2 separate regions of the Mus musculus genome follow, and region 1 is linked to region 2. The links are chromatin loops, found by intact Hi-C in ENCODE. Cell type or tissue: gastrocnemius. All regions are shown on one strand. Each heading gives the region's core, and the rest is flanking DNA. Links, peaks and the distances in the headings are about the cores only.

Evidence for each region. A loop is a pair of places that touch in the nucleus more often than their neighbours do. Peaks named below come from ENCODE experiments on the same cell type or tissue, not always from the same donor. Only the 100,000 strongest peaks of a DNase experiment are listed, where the experiment ranks them.
Region 1: a loop joins it to region 2, with 2.0 times the contacts of the local background. A loop is called at or near these places in 2 of 42 quality-filtered maps.

Annotation. Positions count from the first base shown.
Region 1 is chr6:17,478,560-17,491,564 of GRCm38, reverse strand. It overlaps Met (met proto-oncogene), which reads right to left. Exons shown (of 22, transcript NM_008591.2): 2 at 3,720-3,768; 3 at 1-338. The coding sequence starts at 324. Among named protein-coding and RNA genes, the nearest start is that of Met, 21 kb to the right of the region's middle. In gastrocnemius, for the core only: no CTCF peak of the experiment used is centred there; a DNase peak (open chromatin) is centred at 7,043.
Region 2 is chr6:17,546,895-17,559,899 of GRCm38, reverse strand. Met (met proto-oncogene) reads right to left here. Exons shown (of 22, transcript NM_008591.2): 13 at 12,804-12,950; 14 at 11,061-11,214; 15 at 10,728-10,868; 16 at 6,431-6,661; 17 at 4,273-4,353; 18 at 1,010-1,191. Among named protein-coding and RNA genes, the nearest start is that of Gm52893, 12 kb to the right of the region's middle. In gastrocnemius, for the core only: no CTCF peak of the experiment used is centred there; DNase peaks (open chromatin) are centred at 4,960 and 5,507.

The sequences.
Region 1 (13,005 bases), core at 2,128-10,127, 68 kb after region 2:
TGATGAATTGGCTTTGCTGCTGCAGTCCCGACAAGGTAAACAATCTGGGTGTTCCAACACGGGCCCGGTCTTGAATTCGGATACCTTCTGAAGGTCTTTGTCATTTAAAACATAAATGTAGTTTGTGGCTCCGAGATAAATATGATGGCCGTGTAGGACGACATTCTGGATGGGGGTTTCTGCCGTGAAGTTGGGGAGCTGATACTTCATGTTCACGTTCATCTCAGACTTCACTAGGGCCTCCTTGCACTCCCCATGGCTCCTCTGCACCAAGGACAACAGCAGCACCAGAATGCCAGGTGCCAGCACGGTGGGAGCCTTCATTGTGAGGAGTTGATCTGCCAAGACACATTCAGGCAAGAGCCCTTTAGTCGTCATTAGAAACAAAGAGAGAAATGGAAGCATGACTCCTCCAGCTTCGATATCAGAAATAACATTTCCTAACTGGAATTTTATTTACATAGAATGAAAAAGAAAAAAACTGCTAGCTAGCTTCACATAAAGATGTATTGTAGGGCTGGACATGACTCCACATAGTTTAATTTTAGAAGTCAGGCCACAAACGAGTCATGTTCAAGGACCATTCTGTGATGCAAACAATGTTCTGTGTTGAGGCCACACAGCAACTGAATGGCATTCAGCAGCTCAATAAGAAACACAGCACATTGTGTCTTAACCCTTGCTGCTTGCTTAATGTGGGTTTCTATCTGTGGCTAATGACTAGGTTGATGCTTAAACTTTCTTGTTTAGTCAAGTAAAGGAACTGTGGCTCAGATTCATTTATTCTAGAAATCACAGCAGGCATTGTTTCCTTGGGAGCATGTAGAATCACTAGGCTAAATTTAGCTTCCTTTTGGAAGAAAACAATCATAAATCCTAGAAGCAAGCAATCACACGCTGTTTATAGGATTTGTGTGTGTGTGTGTGTGTGTGTGTGTGTGTGTGTGTGTGTGCAGGGAAAAGGTATGGTAATAATTTGGCTATAGTTAACCTATTGTTTCATACAGACAAATGCTTAATGCAAGATCACCAGGACTTCAAAACAAACAGCAGGCAGAAATGCGTGAAAGTAAAATTTAATCTTCGGAACTGAAGTTTTAGAACTATTTCCCAGGAAAAAACAACATATTGTTCATTATCAAGCCAAAAAGCTCTTTAGTAAAAAGAACATTATTTCAGTATTCCGTGGTATGCAATTGGACCAGTTTTTCTCCCAGGAACCATAACTGGTTTGTTCTTCCTTTTTAAAAAACATAAGGGACACAGGTTAAAAACATGTGAATTCTACTGATAATAGTTATGGGCGGGGTTGGGTATTGTTATGCAAAAGAGAGGCTTTAGAAGGAAAGGTAATTACCTAACATGAGCTGAATGATGCTTAAAACCATATTTGGCACCACAGTGATGGCAAAGACTACTAACCTTGGATGTATGAAACCACACCAAAGTCACCAAGCAACTAATATGTGCATAATTCTGTGCTTACACTATGGAAAATGGAAAATGGCTCATGGTTCCTGCCTTTCACAGAACCTAAAAAAAATGGCTACTATGTAACACACATAGACTGACAATACTACCTGGCATTAAGACACTCCATACAGGACAAATCCCAAACTACAAGCATCAAGAGTCGGAGAGATGGTCCCTGTATTGGATTATGATATGAGAAACAGGCACATATTCATCATGTGGTGAGGTCCAGAAGAGAGAGGACGACATCTGTCTGACTCATTACTATATTCCAATATTGAGTACAGAGAAGCCTGAAACATAGTCTGGCATTAAACTAATATATACCGAATCTCTGTGTAAATAAAGATAAGTAGTATGGGTCAAAACCAAGAACCTTAGTCCATACTTTCTGACTTAGGTTCTCTTGCATTTCTAAAAATTGGGAGCTTTAAAGAAATGGTTGACCAGCAAATATAATGGCCTGGAGCGAAGTAAAAGAGGGCCAGAAGCAATATATTGCCCCTAAGAACAGAAAGAGATAGTGACGCATAGTTCAGTACGTAGCATTTGACATCTGGCTAGACAGAATAAAAGGAAGGTAAGGATGATGGGGAGTCATCCGGGCAGAAGTAGACTGAGTTACAACAGCATGGCAGGCAGCAATAGGAAGGTGGCTAAAAGATACAGATTTTAAGCATGCCAAGTTTTATTATGTAATGGGAACCGAGAAAAGGTCTCCCATAGGAATGATTAGGACAGTTCACGCTATTTATCAGGAATCAGGTGCTTGGAATTCATGAGGAATGAATTTTCTGAGCAGATGGAACACCTATGCCAAGGAACCGAGGTGAATAATGAAAGCCTTCTGAGGAGAGCTGCCATTATGGACGAGGGATGTGAGTGGTCCAGGTGAGACACATCTGCTTTGAGTGATCCGGTAGCAAGTGGAATTAGGAAGGGATGCAAATTCAAGACTCTGTGTAAAACAAACTGCAAAAAGCTGATAACTAAAACCTAGGTTGGCATGCTTGGCATGGTGGGACAAGATGAATAAGGAGATGGTCAGCGAGTTAAATCTGGGCGAATACCTACAGTAAAAGAACTAAAGGAAGAGTCAAGAAGGCTCAGGTCATTGAGACATCAAGAGATTGTTTCAGGGTTACAGAAGCCAGGTGAGGGTCTCAAGAGGCACCTAGCTCATACAGGAAAGAACTATCTGTTGCCCTTCAAAGAGTAGTTTCAATCCATTTAATTGCGGCTTTCAAAAAGGCTGTTAAGGTGCACGGAGTGTGTGTTTTGAGGAAAAACAAGCAGAAGGCAACAGCAGTTGTTTGGATTTCACTCTTAAATTGTAGGAAAGATGTATGCTTATTTGCAAGACTTTCCCTTCTTTTACTAACACTGCTTCAGTACCAACAAAAACAGTGCCCTGCTCTGGAAAGCTCATAGTCCATTGGTAGAGGCAAATGAGTTATCAGCTGTGTGAGTTGGGAGGACACCAGACTGTAAATGAGGTTAGAGTTCATTCCTCAAGGAGGACAGTGACTGAGGTGTCCTCACAGATACAGTGGCTTTGTGCAGAGCAGAGACCAGTGGGAGGCACGTAACAGGGGCAGGATGGTGGCAAGTAGTAGAGCCTGAGAGGTGGGGTGACAGGCACAAGTGAGTGATAAGGCTGATGATGCAATACTCCAAACGAGTATTTCCAAGATTCCAGGAGCAGAAGACTGGTCACAAGGTTCCTATAGAGGTCCATGTAGAGCCAGAGATGAGAGGTCACAGGACAATACAAGAGCAGTGAGGATTCAGAACATAGAAAGTCCATGTTCTACAAGTAAGTCAGAGTACATGAACATGTGTTTCAAGTAATGGATATAAAGGAGGGGTTAGGGATTTCAGCTGGAGGAAGAGGTTCAAAAATAACCAAAGAAGAGCATGCAAACTGAGGCCAGCAAGAAATTCAAAAGAACAGCATTAAGCTAAGATGTCTTACCTTTAAGATAAGATACATTCAACCTGTCGTGGCTACCGCTTCGCGTGCATGAAAGAGAAGAAACCTAGCACAGACAGTTGAGGACATGGTGGTCTTTGGGATCCATGTAGAGGTATCTGAGTGAGGATATAGGATTTCAGGGGATGTGTAACGAAGCCAGAAAGCCACACTAATACCAGAGAGCAAAGGAAAGCTTCAATAGGCTAAATTACTGGAAGAGGTATAAGCCATATAATAGTAAAAACAACAAAAATGTGCACTGCGTGCTTACCACATGCCAAGCGTTCTGCTACACCGTCAGCTTTCTCTCCACAGCCATCCTGTGAAGAAGGAAGTTGATTAGTATCCTCTTCTGGATGAGGGTGCTTGACAGAAGTCACCCAGTGTGAACCAAGACTCAATCCATGCCTAGCCGACAGTCGCCCATGCCCAGATGCTTCATTAACACCGAGAGAGAGAGAGAGAGAGAGAGAGAGAGAGAGAGAGAGAGAGAGAGAGAGAGAGAGAGATCACTGCCGGAGCAGGTTTCCCCATCAGAGCTCCAATCCCAGCCCTTCCCTGTCTAGCCATGTGACTTAAGGTCATTCATTCACCTCTGCACCCACAGCTCAATATTCTCATGGGATTGTTTTTTTTTTCCATTTTTTATTAGGTATTTAGCTCATTTACATTTCCAATGCTATACCAAAAGTCCCCCATACCCACCCACCCCCACTCCCCTACACACCCACTCCCCCTTATTGTTTTTAAGTATAAAAAAAGAGCGGACAGTTCGAAGATACATGACCATCTTAGAGTATATATGGCGACTGGAGCTGAACTTGCTATTTTTAAGTGTACTTCTCATTGTTCAGAAATATACTAGAATTTTTTTTTTTTTTGATGCTGGTGAGGGAAACAAGAGGGAATAAAAAATAAGGATAGGAGACAAATTGTCATATCAGTCCAGAGTACATTTTATGAAAAATTGTTTCTTAACACGACACACATCAGTATATCTTCCAGGAATGAGAACACAATCTTTATATTTTTCTCCAAAAAACTGAAGGTAAATAAATGAATGCTGACTCCCTAAGGGAAGGCCAAGCAATCTTATAACTCATTTGCATCCAAGCTGACCCAGTAGTGCAGTATTGAGTGTGCATGGCTTTTAGGTTTTCTCTTGTGAAAGAAGCTTCAGAATAATCTTTATTTTGTTTTTACATTCTGACGAGTTACCTATGTTTTTAAAATAAGAAACATGTTCTAAGGTTTATATGTATGTCACGTACCGTGCTGATGCTTAACAAACTAAAATCCAGCAAATGTATGAATGAGATTTTTGTTGTTGTTGTTGTTGTCTCATTGGATGGGACAGCAAATCAGAAGTAAGCTAGCAGGGAGGAAGGATGCTATTAATCACTTAATACACACCATTTTCTAGACCATTCTGTGCAATTAAGACTTGACCTGCCCACAGAGGTGTGTGTTGGTGAGAGCCGAGTGCCACGGGCAGACTCTGGTGCCCAGTGCACAGACACATACTCTGGTCAGGTGTATTATGGGATCCACCTCATTTCTGAGGGAGGCTCTTTGAATTCTTTGAGGAGTAGATGTTAGCATAGTGTCTGGCCCATGGTAGGTATGATCACTGTTCTTTCCTAGACTCGGAAAACATGGGTGGGTATCTATGATGTTTCAGAGACTGAGAAGAGTTGAAGGTGATTAAATTACTTTCAAACCATCAATGAGAATACAGAGTGATGGGAAGGAGAGACAATCACACAGCAGCTTAAACTCAAGGCGAGAAGTTCAAAGAAGGGAAATGTAGCCAGGCTATAGAGTTAAGTAGACTTAGCAATCAATTAGGATGCTTTTCTCATAATGCATTCATAATCTCGAGTAGTAGAAGCTAGTTTCAGTTTGTGGCAATGGAGCTACGTTGTATGACCCAAAGTAAGTCACTTAACTTCTTGGGCATCTTTCCCGATTGTAGAGTGAGTTTTGAACCAGTAGCATGCGTCAGTCCCCTAGCACTAGCTCAGTTACACCTGTCTTGTGAGTTTCTTCCCGACTTACATTTCAGCCACCTTATCTTGACAACCAAAAGTCAGCATGATGGGAGTGTTATTTCACAGGGATTGGCAAATATTGCACATTAGAGCTTTGTCCTTCCACCCTGGAATGGTTATGAAATATTTACTGGCATTCCTGAAGTGAACCAATCAACTCCAATGTATGTTCCAACTGTGACAATCCTGATCTCTGGGACTGCTTTTCTACAATTACCCGTCACTCCGGGGCCATCAACCTGAATATATGAGAATCGTGTTTACCTCACGACTCCAACTTTCTCCCCTAGCTCTATGCCAAACCGGGCTAGGACAAAAATTTGAATGTTTATGATGGTAGAGACTTCAGAAATATTCTCACTTCCATATATTTCTGCCTCCATCCATTGAATCCTGTGATGGGTCTGAATCAGACTTCAACACAGAATGTCTTGCTCTCTACTTCTCTTCGTTTTTTTTTTTTTCTTTTTGAAATAGTGCGAGTCATTTAACTGATTTTTTGACTAAATAAAACGTACAAAGATGATTCAAACAGACTGACTGATTCATTCCCTTGAAATGTGCACATAGCAGATGAAACCAAATCACCTATAAAACATTTTCTTATTTCTCTGCAGTTGGTTGCAAGAATACGCTCACTGAACAAACATTTCCTGGGAATGAGCACCCCTGTGCCATCTTGGTCATTAAGTTTGTGGTATTTAGGAGTCTCTTCATGAAAGACTGCCTGTTAACTATGAATTTGGGCTCAGGCCAACCTTCCAACCTGCCATTCAACTCTTCTCTACTACCTATCCGTTTCTAGTTTTCTTAGTGAACTACTTGGTCGCAGCATTGCCCCCAAGTCTAGCAATGTGGAGGATTCTCTAGGTTTCTATTGAGCAGGGTCTGTGCTTGCCAGCAATTCTATCAGCAGCCAAAGCATAGTGCTGTATTTAAGGACTGATTCCTCAGGGAAGTTTTCAGCAGGTGTAATGGGACATTACATCTTTTTAAAGGAGGAAAAACTTCATAAACTTTGACACAATTAACTTTGCTTTAGGGACTGATTTTTCCTAGAAGTCACATGGTATGTTACTCTGTTGAAAGCACCTTCTAGTTTGCAAGATATCCTCAGCTATATAATTTTTTTCCTAATTACAGTCATAAGGCAACTATTATTCTGATTTTTTCAGATGACATGTGTGTTGGAAGAGAATGAAATGTTAGCCAAAGGTGCACATGGAATCAAGGTCCCCTCAGTACTTATAAATTTGTAAAAACACACGATGCCTGTTTGAACTGTGCTTAATTAGTCGCAATTCTAGGGGAAAGGTTGTATTCAAAAGACATAGTACTTAAGTGAACAGTTATTTATATCCGCTCAGCTCCTATTGTCTCTTCCTCTGGCAGCTCTTTCGAAATCCCTCACTACCCCATCTACTGAGATTGCCCATCAATCATGATGCTCTCTTCTCACTGCAGGAAGAGGACGCTCACCAGTCTGGCGTTTCAATGAGCTCTAGTCGTCTGAGCCAGTGCTCAGTTAGGGTGAACATACGACCAAAGCAAGGACAACCATATGGATGCTGGCAGAGAATCACTCATGTTCAGAGATTCCAAAGATACAGATGATACTACCTTGCAGTCTCTGAGGACCATCTTGGCTACTGTGTGGGGAGAGCCAGCCTGAGTGTGAAGCTGATGCTGCAGGCAGAAAAGCTTAAACATGGAGAGGTGGAGGCTCTCACTACCAGTTGGCTATCTGTATCCCACCATGTTTTAAGGTTACAGGAGCCAGTAAAATTGTTTCTTGCATTCTTCCTTTTGGGTCAGCAGTTTCATAATGATTCCTTTATTCCTTGCAAATCACATACAAACAATATCCAGTAAAAAAATACTTATGGATTTGGGAGTTCATACATAAGATCAAATGGATAAAAGCAACTTTACATAAATTTTCAGAGAAGATCAGGCATGTTCAGGGTGGCATGGCTGGGGACTATGTACAGTACTCAAAGAAATGGAAAGAAAGGATTTCTCTGTGTTTTTGAACCATTACTCGTAAATACCTCCTCGACTGGCATCCTGGAAGCCTGCTCATCAGCTCAGACTGCTAAGGTGGTACACTCTCATCTTTCTCCTATGTATTTTTGAAGTAGAATATGTAGAATGAGCTCAAGATGAAAATAATGTATCCAAATGATGACCTGACACATACAACTCTAAAAGATTTCAGTACGTTTTATTATATAAAGAGAACTTGTTATTCTGGAAGATGGCCGAGATGCCATATTGAGGAAGTTAAACTATAAAACAATCACCCCTCCAAGTAAGAGGGCCAGCCTGAGTGTGAAGCTGATGCTGCGGGCACATCCCCGGAAATAATCGTAGCCCTCTATAAACTGATATTCTTTCCACTAGATTTAGTGTAGGATTATAAGGATGGAGATGGCTCAGGAGGCAAAGGGTTTGCTATGCATGTGTGGGGACCTGAGGGGATTCCTAGAACTCATACAAAGTGATGAAGTAGCATGCATGTCTGTAATTGCCAGAGACCCTGCTGCAAGATAGGAAGTGGAGACACGAGAATATTCAGAAGCGGGTGTCCAGTGAACCGGGCATACAGTGATAAACAAAAAGAGACCCTATCTCAAAGAGGATAAATGATTAGGACCAATTCCAAGGTTGACTTCTAACTTCTGCACAGTTACTATTCATGTGTCAATTCCACGAGGCAAGAAAATGAAGGATCATCATAATAAAGTTATAGCAATACAATTCTAATGAATAGAAATAAGTAGCACTGGGGGGTGGGGTGGGGAGTGTGGGGAAACACTGGAAAGTTCCAGATGCCAGAGATTTGAGAGGCTTCCAAGGCCCAATAGGGACGACATTAGCTGAAATACCCAACAGCAGGGAGATAGAACCTGAAGAAACTACCTCCAGTAGACAGACATGGGACCCCTTGGAGGGATTGGAGCACACACCTATTTAAAAAGTCTTAACCCCGCATTGTCCCTGTCTAAAGGAAATGCAGGGACAAAAATGGAGCAGAGGCTGAAGAAATGCCATCCAGAGACTGCCCCACCATGTGATCCATTCCATCCACAGACCCCAGATCCGGACACTATTGCTGATGCCAATATGTGCTTACAGACAGGAGGCTGGTATGCCTGTTCTGAGAGGATCTGCTAGCACCTGATTAAGATAGATGCAGATACTCACAGCTAACCATTGCACTGAGCCTGGGGACCCCAATGGACGAGTTAGGGGAAGGGCTGAAGGAGCTGAAGGGGATCACAACCACATAGGAAGAACAATATCGATTAACCAGACACCTCAGAGCTCCAAAGGACTAAACCACCAACCAAAGAGGATATAAGGAGGGATCCATGGCTCCACCTGCATATGTAGCAGAGGATTGCCTTATCTAGCATCACTGGGAGGAGAAATGCATGGTCCTGTAGAGGTTTGATACCCCAGAGAAGGGGGATGCTAGAGGGTGAGGCAGGAGTGAGTAGGTGAGTAGGGGAACACCCTCTTAGAGGCAAAGGGGAGGAGTATGGAGTTTATGGAGGGGAGACCTTGAAGGGGGATAACATTTAAAATGTAAACAAATAAAAGGATTCATAAATTTAAAAAAAGGGGGGGGAAATAAAAGAAAGAAATTTCTAATGACATTTCAAATACTGGTTTTGTAACCAGGCACAGTACATGGTGTTACACAATACTGAACAGATATTTTAAGCATCCACTACATGACACTCAGTTGTCCAAATACTGAGAAGTTCAGCTAGCTTGAAGACAGCAGGATAAACTCCATACCTTAAGTCTGTAGGCTAAATCAAAACATAAAGGAAACCACAGAACTATTGAGAAAACATTTTGTTACAACTTTTTTTTCCCTGAATTTTCTCCCATGCCTCTAGATTAATCTCAGTATATAACAGTAAAGACAATTTAACTTAACAAAATCATTTCTGGTGCAGTTTAATCATCTAAGTATAATCATACAGAAGAGCAGTGGCATGACACGGAAAACCTGGAAGCTTCCTTCTGCCCCTTTAACCACCATTGGAAATCACCATTGTGAGAGGATCTCGGGTCTGGGATTTCTCCCTGCCTAACCTCTTCTTTCCTTTCCTCCCTTCTCCTCTCCCTTTCTTTTACTTTTTTCATTTCTCCTCCTTCCCTTCCCTCACTGAGATTGATCCAAGGCCTTAAGTATACTAAGCAACTGATCTACCAAAGACCTACATCCCAACCTCAAGATCCTCTCACCAAAATGATTTCCAATGGTGGGTTAAAGTGACAGAAGGAAGCTTCCAGATTTTCCAGCCCTTCCAACTGCTGTAGTGGATGGTCATAGGCAAATAATCCAGAATGCACACAAGACAGTCTTATTTTTAATATTTAAAGATTAGTTTGTACCAAAGTACCTTTATGGCACTCTGACACGGCGTAGAACATTCTGGAAAGGAGCTGGGGTGTGGAGGGGAGAGCGAGTGGAAGGAGCTTAGGTGCTAGATGGATGTGGATGTGCCTTGCCTCTGCCTATAGCCTGGCCTGAGGCTTTTCTTTTGTTTCCGCCTTGTGGATTGTCTGTTGTCCACGAGGGTCTTAAATAAGTCACGGCTACACTGGCATTCATTTACGCACCGCACACCGACACCTAGTAAACATAATGCCTGTTTATTATCCTGAGTTGTGCCTCAGCTAGTTCTGCCAGCTCTCAAGAGAAATGAGGAAGTTGGCCAGTGATCTGGGAGAAACCACTCTGAACACCTGCCCAGGGTTTCATTCCTTCCTTTTCTCTACAAGTTAAATAGACTATTTGTGATTTCCCCATCCCTGGCCATCTTGTGGTTTTCCTTTAACTCAGTTTCAAGTTCTTGAAGCCCTTAAAGTTCTTCCAAGACAGAGGCTACAGTAAGAGCCAAACAGGAACCATTAGTTTAAAGAGTAAGCCCATATCCCCATAGAGATTTAGGAAGTGAAGATGTAGGAGTCCCAGTTACATTTGAACCTCAAATACTGGATTCTTTTTTAGTGTAAATATGTCCCATGGATGTATTTAAATTGCAATCCTAGTGGTAAACACGTAGAGAAAAATAAAGGAGTGACAGCTTTTGAAACCAACATAGCTTGGAACAAAAAGACTTGGGTAGGTTTTATTTATCTTGGGAGTAAAATAATTTTCTGTCTTCTGTTTGCCTGCTTTCTTGCTTTCCTTCCTTTATAATTAATGTTTTATTTGTACCGGAATTTGAACCAAATGCCTTGTATACGTGAGAAAAGTGTTCTACGATGTAGCTATATCCCAGCCCTTTATCTCTCTCCAGACAGGCTTGCTGAATTGTCCATGTTGTCTTCGAACATTCTCTGTGGTCCAGGCAGACCTTAAACTTGATCTCTCTCTATTTCAGCTTTTTCCATAGCTAGGACTAAGACACATTCCACCAGGCCTGACTCCATTGTTTTTTGTTTTGTTTTTTTAAGAATTTGTTTCCCTAACATGTACATATTTGCAAACTGTGCACAATTTCCCATTTTTATTTCATTTTTTGCTCCTGTTATATATCCAAAACATGTAGTTTTAAATATGGTCAATAGGGTAATTGAACTCATAAACTGATTTAAAATATTATATGAAAGTGTAACCATCAAAGGGCATAAACTTTTTGTTTAAAGAGAAGAGGTGTAATGAAGACAGCAACTTGTACATTACATGGAATTTCATAAAAAGATCTGTATATTTCTTAAAGATTCTAATATAAAAGGCTATAGAAGTACTCAAGTTAAACTTGGCACTAGAATAATATACAAGTGTTATAATGAATGGGTTTGGTGCCCTATATAATGATGGGCTTTAGAGCCACCCCTTCTGGGGTATACAAATGTTTCACTAAAGAGAGCTAGTGTTTTTGTTCTGATATTTACGCGGCTATCTCAGCCCTTTTCCCGATCAACATTTTAGAAGTTGAAAATGACAGACTTTTAGCCTAAGAAAAAAGCCGATTGTGCATTTTCTACTTTCAATATATGATTAAGATCATTGTCCAAGCCTGGTATGGCAAGAGTAAAGATAAGAAGAATAGAATACCATTCTAGCCTCAAGATTTTGCCTCATAAATTCATAATCTGTTAGCAAACATCTTTGTTCTTATAAGAATGGCTGACAACATGCAACTTCTGGGAAAAAAGAATAAATGGACATTTGTTTTACTATTGTGCATGTTGTAAAGAAAAATACCATTCAGAACATTCATTGAATTGTCAGAGTCCCATATGATGGACAGGCATCTACCCCATTAATAAATGGTAGCTCATACAAAAACATTTCATTATCCTTGGAAATGTGGAGGTTGAAATTCCCCATTGTTAGAAACATGCTAAAAGGCTTGAAACCAAAAGCAGGGTGCCCCCCCTTTCAGTCTAATAGATGAATGGAAGTTTATAATTCAGATCGCGTAGATGCCCTACCAGATTTTGCTCAATTAAGCCCAGAACAGTGAATAAAATAAATCCACAGATCCCATCTTTCCGTATATGTGAGTTAAAATAAATTAAGCCTAGCAACCGTTTCCTGCTACATTCACATCAGAGTTCGGAAAGGATGAACCTGTCTAGGCACTCAGAATGTGGACTGAGAGGAAGACACACAGAGGAAGCTGGTACATTGCTCACTAGTGAATCAGACATTCCCTCCTCTATGTGGGGGTGGGGAGTGGAAAATGTCCTGGGCACAAGGCACGTTCTAGTTCCAAATGGGGGGATCTGTGCTCCAGTGGATTATTGCATCTCTTTCCTTTCTTCTTTCCTCCTTCCCTTCCTCCCTTCATTATCTTTTGAGTGAGACAAGGTCCTGTTACCATTGTTGTTCAGGCTGGCCTCAAACTGTCCTTTTTGTCTTCGCTTCCTAGTGCTAGGATTATAGTCAGGCAACACTATTGGCTGGTCCATTTCCTCTGGGTTTTCAGAAGGCATAAAGTTAAACAGCTGCACAGGGAAACAGACAGTGAGTAGACCCAGTTTTGTCATGGTGGCTCTGTCATAGGGAAAGAGAAACCACGCGCGTTAGGAATGAGGCAAGGGTGGAGACACCAGGGCTTGTATCAGGTGGGCCTTTCTGACTCATACTCGGTTCACTTCTGAACTCTGTTTTGCTCACATCTGAGAATGTTCCCTGGGAAGCTAACATCAGCAAGCAGACTCTGAAACTGAACGAATTTAGGCTTAGGCTTTGAAGCTGAAGTACACAATAGTTTCTTCTCTAAGCATCATAGAAATTGTGAGACTACTGTGAATGAATGGAATTAACACACCTGTCTGTATTTGTCTACAGGTGAGGATTTTCATGAGTAAAAATAATGCAATTATGTTGGAAAAAAAACAAAACAAAAGCTTACACACATGGTGAGATCGATACATCATCGTAAAATAAAGAACTAAGCCCATTATCTACAAAATAAAAAATAAATGCCTTTAAATGAGCAGAGAACGGCAAGCAAGCCAGTCCCCGAG
Region 2 (13,005 bases), core at 2,394-10,393:
CATTCTCCTCAGCCCTTGCCTGGCCAAAGTTCACTTGACTGTTATGTCTTGTTATAAGGGTCATAAAAACCTCACACCCACAAGAGGTGTGGGCCTCTTTTGTAACCGTGAGCTCATCTATTGGACTAACATTTATTAAGAGCCTATGTGCTGAGCACTGGACCCACAGGCGCAAACAAGATATGCAAAGTCCCTACGCTATAAGCTGGTGTGTATGTGAATGTACATATATATGGTATCTGCCTAGTATAGCACTATTTGGTATCAAATAGAGTAAGATACACATATACTTTAAAACGGAGGTAGATGAAACATCACAACATATTTTAACCCATATTTTCTAAAGTATTATTTCAACACATGATCAATATACAGAATTATTAAAGATCTATTTCTCTTTTTCTCAGACAGCATCTGCCTATGGATGTTACAGAGACGGCATCATCAGGCAGGATTGGCAAGTAGCTTTTTATGAGAGCCGCACGTTTGTGTTGGAGCTGGAAAGATGGGTCAGTGGGTAAATGCTTGCTCTGTAAGCATGAGAACCTGAATTCAGACCCCTACCATCCATGTAAACGCCAGGCGCTACGCTACACCTCTAGCACCAGAGCAGGGGGCAGGTGCTATGGTACACCTCTAGCTCTGGAGCAGGGGGCAGAGACAGGCAGATCTTAGGGTCTCACTGGCTAGCTAATTTAGGCAAAATGTCGAACTCCAGTTTTGGTGCGACACCTTGTTTCAAAAACCTAAGGTAGAGAAAGAATTGAGGAAGAAACCCAATGTCAGCCTTTGGCTTGAACGTGTACTCTGATAGGTGCACGTGCAGGCATCCCAATACACCGAACGAAGAAGCAAGAGGGCAAGCAAACCAACTGGCTGGAAAGATGGCTCCCTTGTTAAGGGCATTTGCTACTCTTGCAGAGGACCTGGATTTGTTTTTCTGCACATCCATGATAGCTTATAACTATCTGGTTAAGTTGAAGGTCAATGAGCTTAGTAAAGTACTTACATGAGTCTCGTTTCGAATGAAATTTCGCAGATCTCCATGCTTCATATAGGGCAGGACCACCAGAGGAGACCCTTCACTCCTCAGGCAGATTCCCAAGAGTGAGAGAACATTGGGATGGCTGAAGTCTTTCATGATGATTCCCTCAGTCAGAAACTGGGAGACCTCTTCTATATCTGTGATTCCTGAAAAATTCAGTGTTGAGACTTTAGCCTCATTGGAGGACAATGAATACTTTTTCAAATTTAGGTAGCAAGAGAAAAAAAAAGTCCAAAACCAGCAGGTGACACCTTGTCCAGTTGCTTCAACCACAGGGTGTTCTTTCTACAACGTGCCTGAGTGAGTGGTGTCTGGGGCAGAAAGGTCTTTTTTTTTTCCCCACTTTCCTTACCTATCCTGGGGTAACATCTGAGAATCCTACAACTAAGAACTGATTAACAACAGAAAAGTATGAGGTCTTCTTTAAAAACAGTTTTATTTATTATTACAATTAATATGTATATGTGGGGGTGGGAGAAGAACAGATGATGGTGAACCACCCACAGTGGCTGCTGGGAACAAAGCCCAAGTCCGCTGGAAGAGTAGGAAGTTCTCTTAACTGCTGAGCATCATTCTAGGCTCACATAACATCTTTTGAAAATGAGCTTTATAAGACATGGGGGCCTTCAGAAATGGAGATCTAAGTACCCAGGGGAACTATTCCTTTCATGCTTGGATTTGAGGAAAAATGGACAGTTGTGAAAAACATGACTCGATCAAAAAGCCTGTGACCTAATGAATGGAAACTACTGAAGGGGAACCCAGCAAAGCTCATCTGTTTGGCCATTGTCCCTCTCTCTGGGACATCGTCCCTTCTTCCAGGGTGTAAGTAGGACCCTTTCTATAATGAGGGTCTCATGAGTGGCTGGCAGACAATGTAAGTCAGGGAACATTTTGTGGCCATGCAGCTCAAAAACAAGAAGAGGATGCTCAGAATAATATTTCAAGGGACTATGCCTGGCTTTTGGGAACAAGGGTTCTAGTTTTTATGATTTGCCCTGGTGGGGAGAAGTTCTAATTTTTGAGGCCTACTTCTACTTTCAGGAATAAAGCAGGCCTGGGGTGAGAGAGACAAGAGATAGTCAGAAGAGGCCTGACAGAGGCCTTTTAGTTCAAAGGACTCAGCAAACCAATCCGATGTAGTGTAGGATATTGTTTTCTCGAGCCTCAATGGTGTCACCCTGTGCAGTGCCAACAAGTCATCACTGACAACATCATTTGTAAAACAGAGTTCAGGAAACAACTGGTCTCACGCAGAAGCCTAGGTTGTCTTATACAGATACAAACCAAGGAAGCACACTGTTCCATCCGGGCAGCGTCCAGGGTCTAGGCTGTCAAGTTCTGTTGTAGTTGGTTAGTGTTCGGCTTTATGGGCCATGTGGTGCTGTTGCAAATACTTAACTCTGCTGCTGAACCATGAGAGTGTGGACAGTAAATGCCTGGGGCCCAAACAATGTCACCCATGAAAATAGCCAGTAGGCTATGGTTCAGTGATTACTGATCTAGGAGAAGTTGTGGACCAGTCACCATGCGGCATATGTAGGTAGCTCCCCAACTCCTTTCTGTATTGAGGATTAAACTGAGCCTTGTATATGTAAATGCTCCACCAGTGAGTTCCATCCTCTGCAACTAAGTGGGTTACATGCGTTTGAGTTCATGCAGTGTATTCGTGTGTGTGTGTGTGTGTGTGTGTGTGTGTGTGTGTACACAAAGGTCCGAGAATGACATCCATTTCCTTTTTGTACTATTCTTTTGAGCCAGGGTCTCTCACTGAATTTGGATCAAGGCTGCATGTCAGCAAGCCCCAGTTATCCTGGTTCCAATCCCCATAGTTCTGGGGCTATAAACACTTGTGGGCATGCTGGCCTTTTTTGTGAGTGCAGGGGTCCTTATGCTTATTGATGTTACTCACTGAGCCCAGAAGAGCTAGTGGTTAGTGTAGTATATCCTAATTACTTCTAGAACGACCTACCAAGGGCATGATGGCACACCCACAAAGAGTTAACAGCATTCACATAAATGTCATGACTTATCTCTTTGATGTTCCCGAGAACCAAATGTGTTCTAAGGCCTGGATGATGATGGAGGTCAACGTGGACTGACAACAGTAACCACAGGACAAGGACAGAAAAATGGCTTGGGATTAGGGCTGTTCTGAGTATAAATGGCAACACTGCTTTCCTTTGAGGTCAGTTTATTGATCGGTATACTTAATCTACCACAGATTGCTGCTGAACTCCACGTAGACTGTCCCTTTAATTATTTTTGTAGTCAGGTATCCAACAAAATTAAGCGTATAGAATGATGCTCATCATGGAGAATTGATGGATGTTTGAAAGAGCTGAAGTAGTTCTGGTATCAGAGTGCCTTGGAGGGAAGCCTACCGTTTGCACTTTCGAAGCTTATTAGATCTAATACAAATCTATAATGTACTTTGCTAACATTTTCCAGGTGGCTTCAAATTCTAAGGTATAAAATTACAAAGTAGCAAAGCAAATATGTGAGCTCTGTCAATAGAGGCGGAGCCGGGGATCCTCTCACGTGCAAAGTACACTGGCTTGTACAATGTCACAGTTGTGCCTCTGCATCAGTAAAGACTAAGTTTATGTTCATAAGCATACTTTGGACTTTAAAGAGAATGAGCATTTGATCTTAAGAGTTTTCTATGTAATGGCTAAATTTTTAAGAAGTATTGCATTAAAAGGGGACACGTTGCATCTCCTTAGGAAACGTATTTCTGTGGGACACCTCATTGCCTAACCGTGGATAAGTGAGGGCTACCATCCTTAATGATTTGTCAGTCCTCTGCCAGTACATTTCTCTCCTGCTCGTATTACTTCAGTTATCGTTTTTTTCTAAAATGGAGTGCTGGTTAAAAAGTGTAGTGTAGTAGTGTCTCTGGGCAAAATGAGTCATTACTATGGTATGTGCCAACGCTTTCAATAGTTTCCATAAATGTCATTTGCAAAACAAATATTATAAGTTGAACGTGGCTAAATGGTACTCAGTTCATCTAAGAGACTCACCGCCCCTCCTGCCTTACTTATTAGTTCTCCGTAGGATAATTTCAGAGGGACTATCTCAATAAGTGTTTAGACTAAACACATTTTCAGGATTAATTCCACAATTTCAGTAGCAGATGCCTTTTTTCCACAAGGGAAAGTGCAAATGAACACTTCATTATTTGCAAACCACAAATGTTCCCTTCCGTAGTAAATGCAACTTACTATTTAAGGATTTCACAGCACAGTGAATTTTCTTTCCGTCATTGTCCAGCAAAGTCCCATGATAGACACAGCCAAAATGCCCTATTGAAAAAGAGAACTTGCTAGAGTTAAACTGACTTTATGCAATAATTATTTATTAAGCCTTTTTTTCTGTAAGACAAAAAAAATGGTACATTGCTTATGACACTTTGATTAACAACATCACTCTGTGTGGTACAAGTGTGAGATATAAATATAGATGCATTACACTTCTCTCCATGCTATAAGCAATGTGATTATTTAATATATGGTGCAAATTGTAGTAATATGGCTTCTTTTAAACGTTAATATACCAAAGTATCAAGTCATTGGGGTATCACTGGACACAATAATAGCTTCTGCATGAAAGGAAATATATTATATTAAGGATAAAATAATATTAAAGAAAACATGTAAATAATTTTATCCACTTGAATACGTGTAAAATATGTCCTCTATAGTCTAGTAACTGATTATAAATAATGTATTATAGAGTTAGGGTTTCCCCTGTTAGTCACTGGTTAATATGTAAGCCACTTTGGCAGGGATCAAAAGACAGTTGCCCAAATGGAGCAGATTCCCAGTGACTCACTTCATACATTTCCCTCTGACTTTAACCACTCATTTCCCCAATAGCAGCCTCTCAACAGAGGCGGCAGTAATTTCTCCCAGAGGTGCCAAGTGTCTGACGGCTGTGTAAGTCATTTAATTAATTCATGGACTTCGGCAAGCTGTCCTGAGTGCTTACTATATGAGGTATGGGGCTATCCTCTGTGACTTACACAAAGATGAATATAATAAAAGCCATGCTCATGAGTGGTCACAATTTTCCATGTGTGTGTGTGTGTGGGGGGGCATATAAACAAACAGTAGTTAATACTGATAGTTTCTTAATGACTGTGACTTGGGAGAAATTATCACCATGTTATCACCTTTCATTAAAAAAAAGTCCTGATTTTACAACACGTAGAGTGAGTATTGGCTTACAGAGAATTCCACTAGGCTCCTCCCAGGGACGTAGGATCTAGCAACAGCTTACATCATCACCTATAGCCATGTATAAGGCTGATATATAAGAGGAATGCTCGCACCCCACACCCCAGGTCTCTCTCTCTCTCTCTCTCTCTCTCTCTCTGTCCCCATCTGTTCCTGGAAGGCTTTTGCCCAATATTAAAACTTCCTTTTATGTGAGGCCTGCTGTCACTTGGCGTGGTTGTTCGGGGTGACGTCTAGGCACAGGCCCACCGAGATGCTCCCTCCCTCTCCATTACACTGCTGTTTTATAAAATACAACAGTGAGAATATAACCAGTGAGACTATATCTCCAATACTGGACCACTTACTGGAGTTACAGGCCAGCAATATAACCCAATCATACACTCGTGCACAGAGGCCCCTTTTCAGGAAGAAACAACGTAGATACTCAGCTCTGGATGCTCAGAAGGACCAGTGTTCACGTACCGCCACCCTGTCACTTTCTCCTGCACCACCCTGGCAAATGCCTATGCAACCTCTTTAGAGCATTTAAAATAGGAGTAGCCCAACCCGAAGCCACTACGTTTAAAAGGATTTTACAGTAGATTTTATCTCATGGCTTCTGGTTGGTTTCTCTTCCTGACAAATATTTCCTCCAATAGTGTTAATGTTTGAAGTTATCGATGCTCTGGCTAGCTTCTTGCAAATAGTCATTTTTTGTGTGTGAAGAAATTGGAGTGCATTGTGGAGATGATATATGTTGCCTTAGATTAGGGGAGGGCTATAAATTCCCCGTATCCTGATGCTGTCCAGCAGTGTACAAGCCGCTATAGACTAGATTTTGTTACAGCTCTCAGGATAAAGTAAGATTGAAGAGATAAAGGAGTGAAAAAACTGGCATGATTTTCCCCCAAGACACTGTAGTTACTGTGAGAAATATGAGGGAGAAATGGGGTCTTCTCTCCTGTGATAATATCCAAATGATTCCACGCACAGGGCAGTCTCCATGACTATGACTTTTCATGTCTGTATTTCTGCAGGACAAAACTCGTTATCAGGCTCTGTCAGGAGCCCTCAGCATTGTCTAAATTCCTAATCTGCAAAACAGGAGATAAATGGCTTACTGGAAAACTGTACTTAACAGAGAACTGATGGAAATACTTACCTCTTCCTATGACTTCATTGAAATGCACAATCAGGCTGCTGGGTCCAATCACTACGTGCTGAACTGCTTGGACCAGCTCTGGATTTAGAGCACTGAGGTCAATGTGAACAGTATTTTGTAGTAATGGGCTGGATATATCAGAGTCTCCACTTGTCAGGATAGGGGACAGGTCTGTCAGAGGGTATTGCACTTGTCTGCATGCTCCATTCTGAGAGGAGTTGGGAAACTGGTCTGCAAGATAAAGCAAATAGATACAGCCATGAAACCTCACTCATTGGGGTGTGCCTCAGGGGTGGTAAAGGGGATTAATAGTGGATTTTAACAGTAACGAAATGCTAGGCTGGGAACACTCTTTGCAAAGGAATGGTTGGAGAAAGATGGCAGTGAATCGGGAAAAGGCACACACACACACACACACACACACACACACACACACACACATGTTTGGACAGAGAAACATTTTATAAAGTAGAAAAAAAACCATTTTAAGTGAGCAGTGTTAACAATGGACTCTTGTTTGTCTGATTGGTTTCCTTGGGTATTTATTTCTCTTTTTATTAATACCAAAAAGCAACGCCTGAAGTTCCTTTTAAGACATAATCTTCCTCTAAGAATCAGAAGCAGTATGGACAGGTGATGGCTTCTAGGGGTAAGGGTTACTTTCCCTTAAGTGTGAGGACCCATGTGAGCACCATGTTCGACTACATGGCCCCACACCCAGGAATCTGTGGGTAGCACATATTGACCTACGTAAGTTATTAAAATGCAAAAAGAGGACATGAGATGGGGTGGGGAGGACAGGGAGTCAGCGGGAAGAGTAAGGCTAAAAACGATCAAGATGCATTGTATGAAGAGTCCCAAAGGGTTAACACAAGCATTATGCTAAAAAGGAAAAGAGTCAGAGGCTCGGAAGCAGTGAAAGTGGTTACGCAGTTGCCCAGGCCTGCAAATAAACAGTTTAGATATAAAAAATAAAAAATAGATGCCGTTTGAGATGACGACTTACTAACGGAAACGATAAGTGTCATGGGAACTCCTGGACAAGGGAATATGTACAGAAAAATACATACAATCAATACAAGTTGAATATCCCTTTCAAAAATGCTTGGGACCAGAGACTGTTGAGATTTTGAATTGTCTCAGAGTTTGAAACAGTGACATGGACTTTAATGGTTGGTCATTCATCCCTGATCACACAATCTGAAATTTAAAATCGAAAATATAAAAACTTTTCAGCGTGACACTTCAAAGTATCCTAGTTCTTAAGGGCTGGGGAGATGGTTCTGTGGGTAGCAGCACTAGCTTAGCAAGCGTGAGGACTTGAGTTCAAACCCCCAGTTGTCATATAAACAGAAAAAGCATTGTGGAGACAAGACAGGTGGATCCCAAGAGTTTCTAGTGAGCCTAGCAAAAAAAAAAAAAAAAAAAAAAAAAAAAAGGTGAGCATCAGGTTCAGTGACAGAGCCTGTCATAAGGTATCAAGGCCAAGAATGATAGTAAAGGCTACTGACATCTTGCTCTGGGCTCTACATGTAGGTACAAGGACATGCACATACAGGCACACACACACACACACACACACACACACACACACACACACACACACACACACACGCACACCACAGAGCTTTCAACTATTTTTTTACTTCAAAATTTTGGGCTATGATTGTCAACCTGCACTTATATATTGTTAGAAGTGACTAATGCGACATTCTCAGGCTTGGGAGTCTTGCACAGTAGTGGTAAGTGCTCCCACATTATGGTGGGGTCACAGAGTGTTACGGCTTCTTAGAGCAGGCAGTTGGATCTGTGTTAGTGTGCCCTACCACTGTTCAGTTGAGGATGTTTGGGCAGGGCTCAGTTTCCCACTAGCCCATCTTTACAACCAAAGTGACCCTTAAGCAAGGTTTCTTTTGTAGGGAGATGGCAGTTTCATGCCAAGTTAAGGAGCTGTGGCACTGAGTGCTTTTAAACCTAAATGAGACAAAGAAGCCACTAGGTGCTTTGCATTTCCCACTGGAACACCACCCACAACAATGACTGGACATTAGAATCACAGCAACTGGCTGGCAGTTTGTGTGTGTGTGTGTGTGTATGTGTGTGTGTGTGTGTGTGTGTGTTGAGGACTTCTTAGTGCTTTACATTCCTCACTTGCCTAACATGTATCATCATGGCTAGGAAACCCCATGTCTCCCTCCTGGCTTGCTTTCCACCTGCTCCTTGCAGGCAGGGAAAGTAAGAAAGGCAAAGGGAGGCCATCCTAAGAGAAGAATGAGAGAGTGCACATCCCAAACCTAGCCAGTAGCAACTGCAGAACTCTTTCTATAGCTGTGAGAATAATTTTCCCCCGTGGGGACTCAGAATTCTCTATGACATTTCAGCAGGATTACATACGAATGATCTGAACTGGCTTCTTTGTGTATTGGAGGCTCAGGAGGAGTTTCCTTCAGGAGACCTTTGTTTTGTATCTTACAAAAGATTTTCCTCAGCCCCCAAGAACCTACAGCTCTGAACTCCAGATGCAAAGGAAGGTGAGGGTAAAGGAGCAAGGTTAGAAAACCCTCATTTGACTCCTTGCTATGGAAGGGCCAGCCAGAGAACAAGTCTTCCTTTTTCCTTTACCCATCTACCATTTGTGAAGACCTCTTCAGAATTCTAGAATCTTCTTGGGAGGCTGCATTCGTTTGTTTTGAGCTACAGATTATTATGACTATAAAGGCCCTTCCAAAACTTTCCTGGAGGTATTTTTGAGATTTATTGTCTGGCTGAGTAAGTATTATTAACCAAAAGAGCTACTGTGGAAAATACTAAACATGCTTAAGTGGAGTTAGAAATAGTCATGACGTCATCAGCTTTCTTAAGTACTGAGTTTCTTGTTTGATTGCAAGTAAACAATATTATCTGTTGTTGCCACTGGGGACCACTTATCTAATCCACCTTTCATCTCGTACACCACACACACACACACACACACACACACACACACACACACACATACACACACACACTCTTTAAAGATCAAGAAAGTGTTATGGTGTGTGTGCTTGTATGTGTTTATATTGTGCTTATGCCAGAGGTCAATGCTTGGCGTCTTCCTCAGTCATTCTCCACTTTATTTCTCCAACTGAATCTGGAGCTGCTCTGCCAACAGACTCTGATGATGTGTGCCCTCCATGCCCAGGACATGTGACTTTTATGTACGTTCTGGTGACACAAACTCAGATCTTCTTTCTTGGGCTATAAGCATTTTATAGACAATTATCTCCCATGCCCAGGAAAGCTTGGTAAAGAGCAGTTAGTTGCAAACCTCAATAATTCCAGGTTAGAGCTATTAAAGATGGTTATGAACTACTACTTATACCTCAAGTTTAAAAGCATGCATTGAGCTTGGTTCGTCCACATTCTTAAAGGACTGGGTTTCCTTCTAACAGTGAATGGAGTCCTGTGGGGCATTCGGTAATCTCTGGAGAACTAACCCAAATCTCAGGAAGGGCAGGCAACAAGCGGTGAGAAACTTGGAATGTTCAGTGTCTCACTGCTGGTGTACTGGCTTGGATGAGCAGCTTCTAACTTCTCAGTATCCACACTGTCTGTGACTCACTTTATTTATCCAATGGTAGATATTTCAACAGGGAAGTGCTTGTACTTGACTCATGTCCTGTAACTTCTAAAGATAATGGCCCTGGTACAATACAGACATTTTGCTTTGTGTAAGACATGTTTAAGTAAAACAATGTGAAATGCCCTGGCCAACCTGACCATTTGTCGGTCTGGTGTTTTGCAAAGCAGATGCTGTTGATGAATAGCAGTGCTGGAGGTTTTTCTTGGATGCATCTCAAAATATATTCAAGTTGTAGATGGTGCTAGGCAAAAGATATGCTCATTGAGAATGTTTTAAAGATGACTAATGGCATAATTCAAAAGTTTCCCCCAAAAGATAGCACTTTAAAATTACATTGAAATAAAAATACTTTATAAGTCTAAATGAAGGGTTAAGGAGAACATCTCAGGTCTTAGAATGGCTGAGGTAAGTTACCTTGCTCAAATAATTCTAAAGTGAACCTGTCTGTACGTGAGCAGAGAGCTTGCAGATGCTAAAATTCCAATATGATACCTGCATGAGTTTGATTTTAAAGTGAAGGCCATGCAATTCTGCATCAAGTTTAGCAGAGGTCAACACCTTTTTTTTTCCTACTTGTATAAAAATATCAGGACAAAAAGCAAAAAGCAAGAACAATGCCACAGCTCACAGAGGTCTATGTATAGATATTTCTCAGGATAGTAAACTGAATTATACCTTCTGGAAAAGTAGCTCTGTAGTCTACAGACTCATTTGAAACCATCTCTGTAGTTGGACTTACACTTCGGGCACTTACAAGCCTATCCAAATGAGGAGTGTGTACTCTTGCGTCATAGCGAACTAATTCACTGCCCAGATCTTAAAACAGAGAGAAAGAGAGAGCTTGTTAAAGACTTTGCTGTCACAGGTCCCAGGAGACTTTGACCCAGTGCCCAGAACTCACAGCCTTTTATGAATGCTTATTAGACAACCCATATATCTCCATGACAGTGTTGAATGTAATCACTAAATCACTATGGTAGCTTCTTAGACAATAAACAAAATATGCACCTTTATGCTTTCTCTTTCTCATCCACAGGAAGAGCCCGGATAATAACAAAACTACTACTGATATTGAGACCGCACCAATGATCAATCCTGCAAAATTCTGATCCGGTTGAACGATCACTTTTCCAAGAACAGTTGAAGAGACTGCTTGCTTCCACTGGAAATATATAAGAAGGAAAGTCAGATTTTGTCCGAGGTTGATATAAAATATACTATCTATGGGGGACCAAGTTTCTCTGGATTCCAATTAGCACCCTGGTGGCCATTATTCTAGAAGGTGCATTACAGCCTTCAGAGTAAGTGAGAATTTCCTTGATTCTGCCTCAATGTCCAGATAATTAGGAAATATTGATTACCTAAAGCATGATTTAGATAAACAAAAATATTCTTTGATCTTGAGGAACTAAAGAATAATGAAGGGAAATGGATCGATCAAGTATTATGATACCATTGAAGTATGAATAAATGAAACTGATGCCCCATTTGGGAGGGTGGAATGCATAGCAGAAAAAATTTCTCAGAAGAGGGGAGACCATATAGGATAATAAAGTCTCATAGTCTATTTCTACTTTGATATATAGAAGAAATCTGTGGTTCCTCCCAGCTCAAGTGCTTTCTGATTTTTAACTTTGATGGTCATTCTGAAATTTCTACATTCGGTCTCAGATTTTGTAATTCTTTTGTATATTTCCATTTCTTAACGTTTCCAGAATATTTCAGGAATCCTTCAAAGCTACCATTTCTAGAGTAAGCAATATATGATATGCATGAAATAAGATATCATTCAGCCATAAACTAGAATGAACCACAAAAATATTTGCCAAGTCAAATGAGCAAGATGCCAAAAGACAAATATTGTATGATTTGACTTAGATGAAATACCCAGGTCAGCAAATTCATAAAGAAAAGAAGTAGATTAGAGGTTACAGGGCTGTGTTACCGCAACTTAAAGAAATTTACAATTTAAATGTTCCAAGCCCCTTGAACTGTACATTCCGAGTGGCAAATTATATGATTTATGCGCTATATCAAAAATAAACTGTTAAAAATAATAAAAGAAATTCTTCTTCTGGGTCATCTGACTTAGTTGTGGATGCGAAAGAAGGTAATACAGAACAATTGGGGGCGGGGTGGAGAGGTGGCTCAGTGGTTAAGAGCAGTGACTACCCTTCCAGAGGTCCTGAGTTCAATTCCCGGCAACCACGTGGTGGTGGCTCACAACCATCTGGAATGGAATCTGATGCCCCTCTCTGGTGTGTCTGAAGACAGCTACAGTGTACTCATATAAATAATAAATAAATAAAACTTAAGAAAAATGATAACAAAAAGATTGATTAAAAAAAAAAAACAACATCAACTGGGTTTCCACTTTACTCTGCCAAGTGGATACGATTCTTTTTATTTATAGAGTTCTATGCATTGTGACCACTGAAGTGGGAAGGCCCCTTAGCCTGGTAAAAAGAGGGAGAAGGGACAGTCTTGCATGTGCTCTGTTCCTTCGGAGAACGGCAGCATGTTTTGGCAAGAGTGTGGCATGACTTTTGAGAATCATACTTTTGACCCAGGGGAAAGAGACAGTGTGATTAAAAACCTAGACATTTCTCAAATCACAGCTAGGAACTGAGGCTGAGCTGATGAGCTAGAGCCAACATACAGATGAGCTTTAATGATTTATTTTAAGCCTCCTGGTGACATAATTACAACGGCATCCCTATTTACATCATGAGAGGCTTGCGGGAACCCCACCTCTATATTTAGCTCGCTGTTCAGTTTGAGCAGGTCACTGGGGACTGTACACAACACAGCTCCAGAGTGCCAGTGGAGACTCTCGCAGCTCTGATTTCCAACTTTTAACACTTCACCTTTAACTGCTTCAGGGTCAATATTGTTTCCCTGGAAGGGAAAAAGAAAACAGAAATGAAAGGTCATTAACACTTCACAGGTCAGT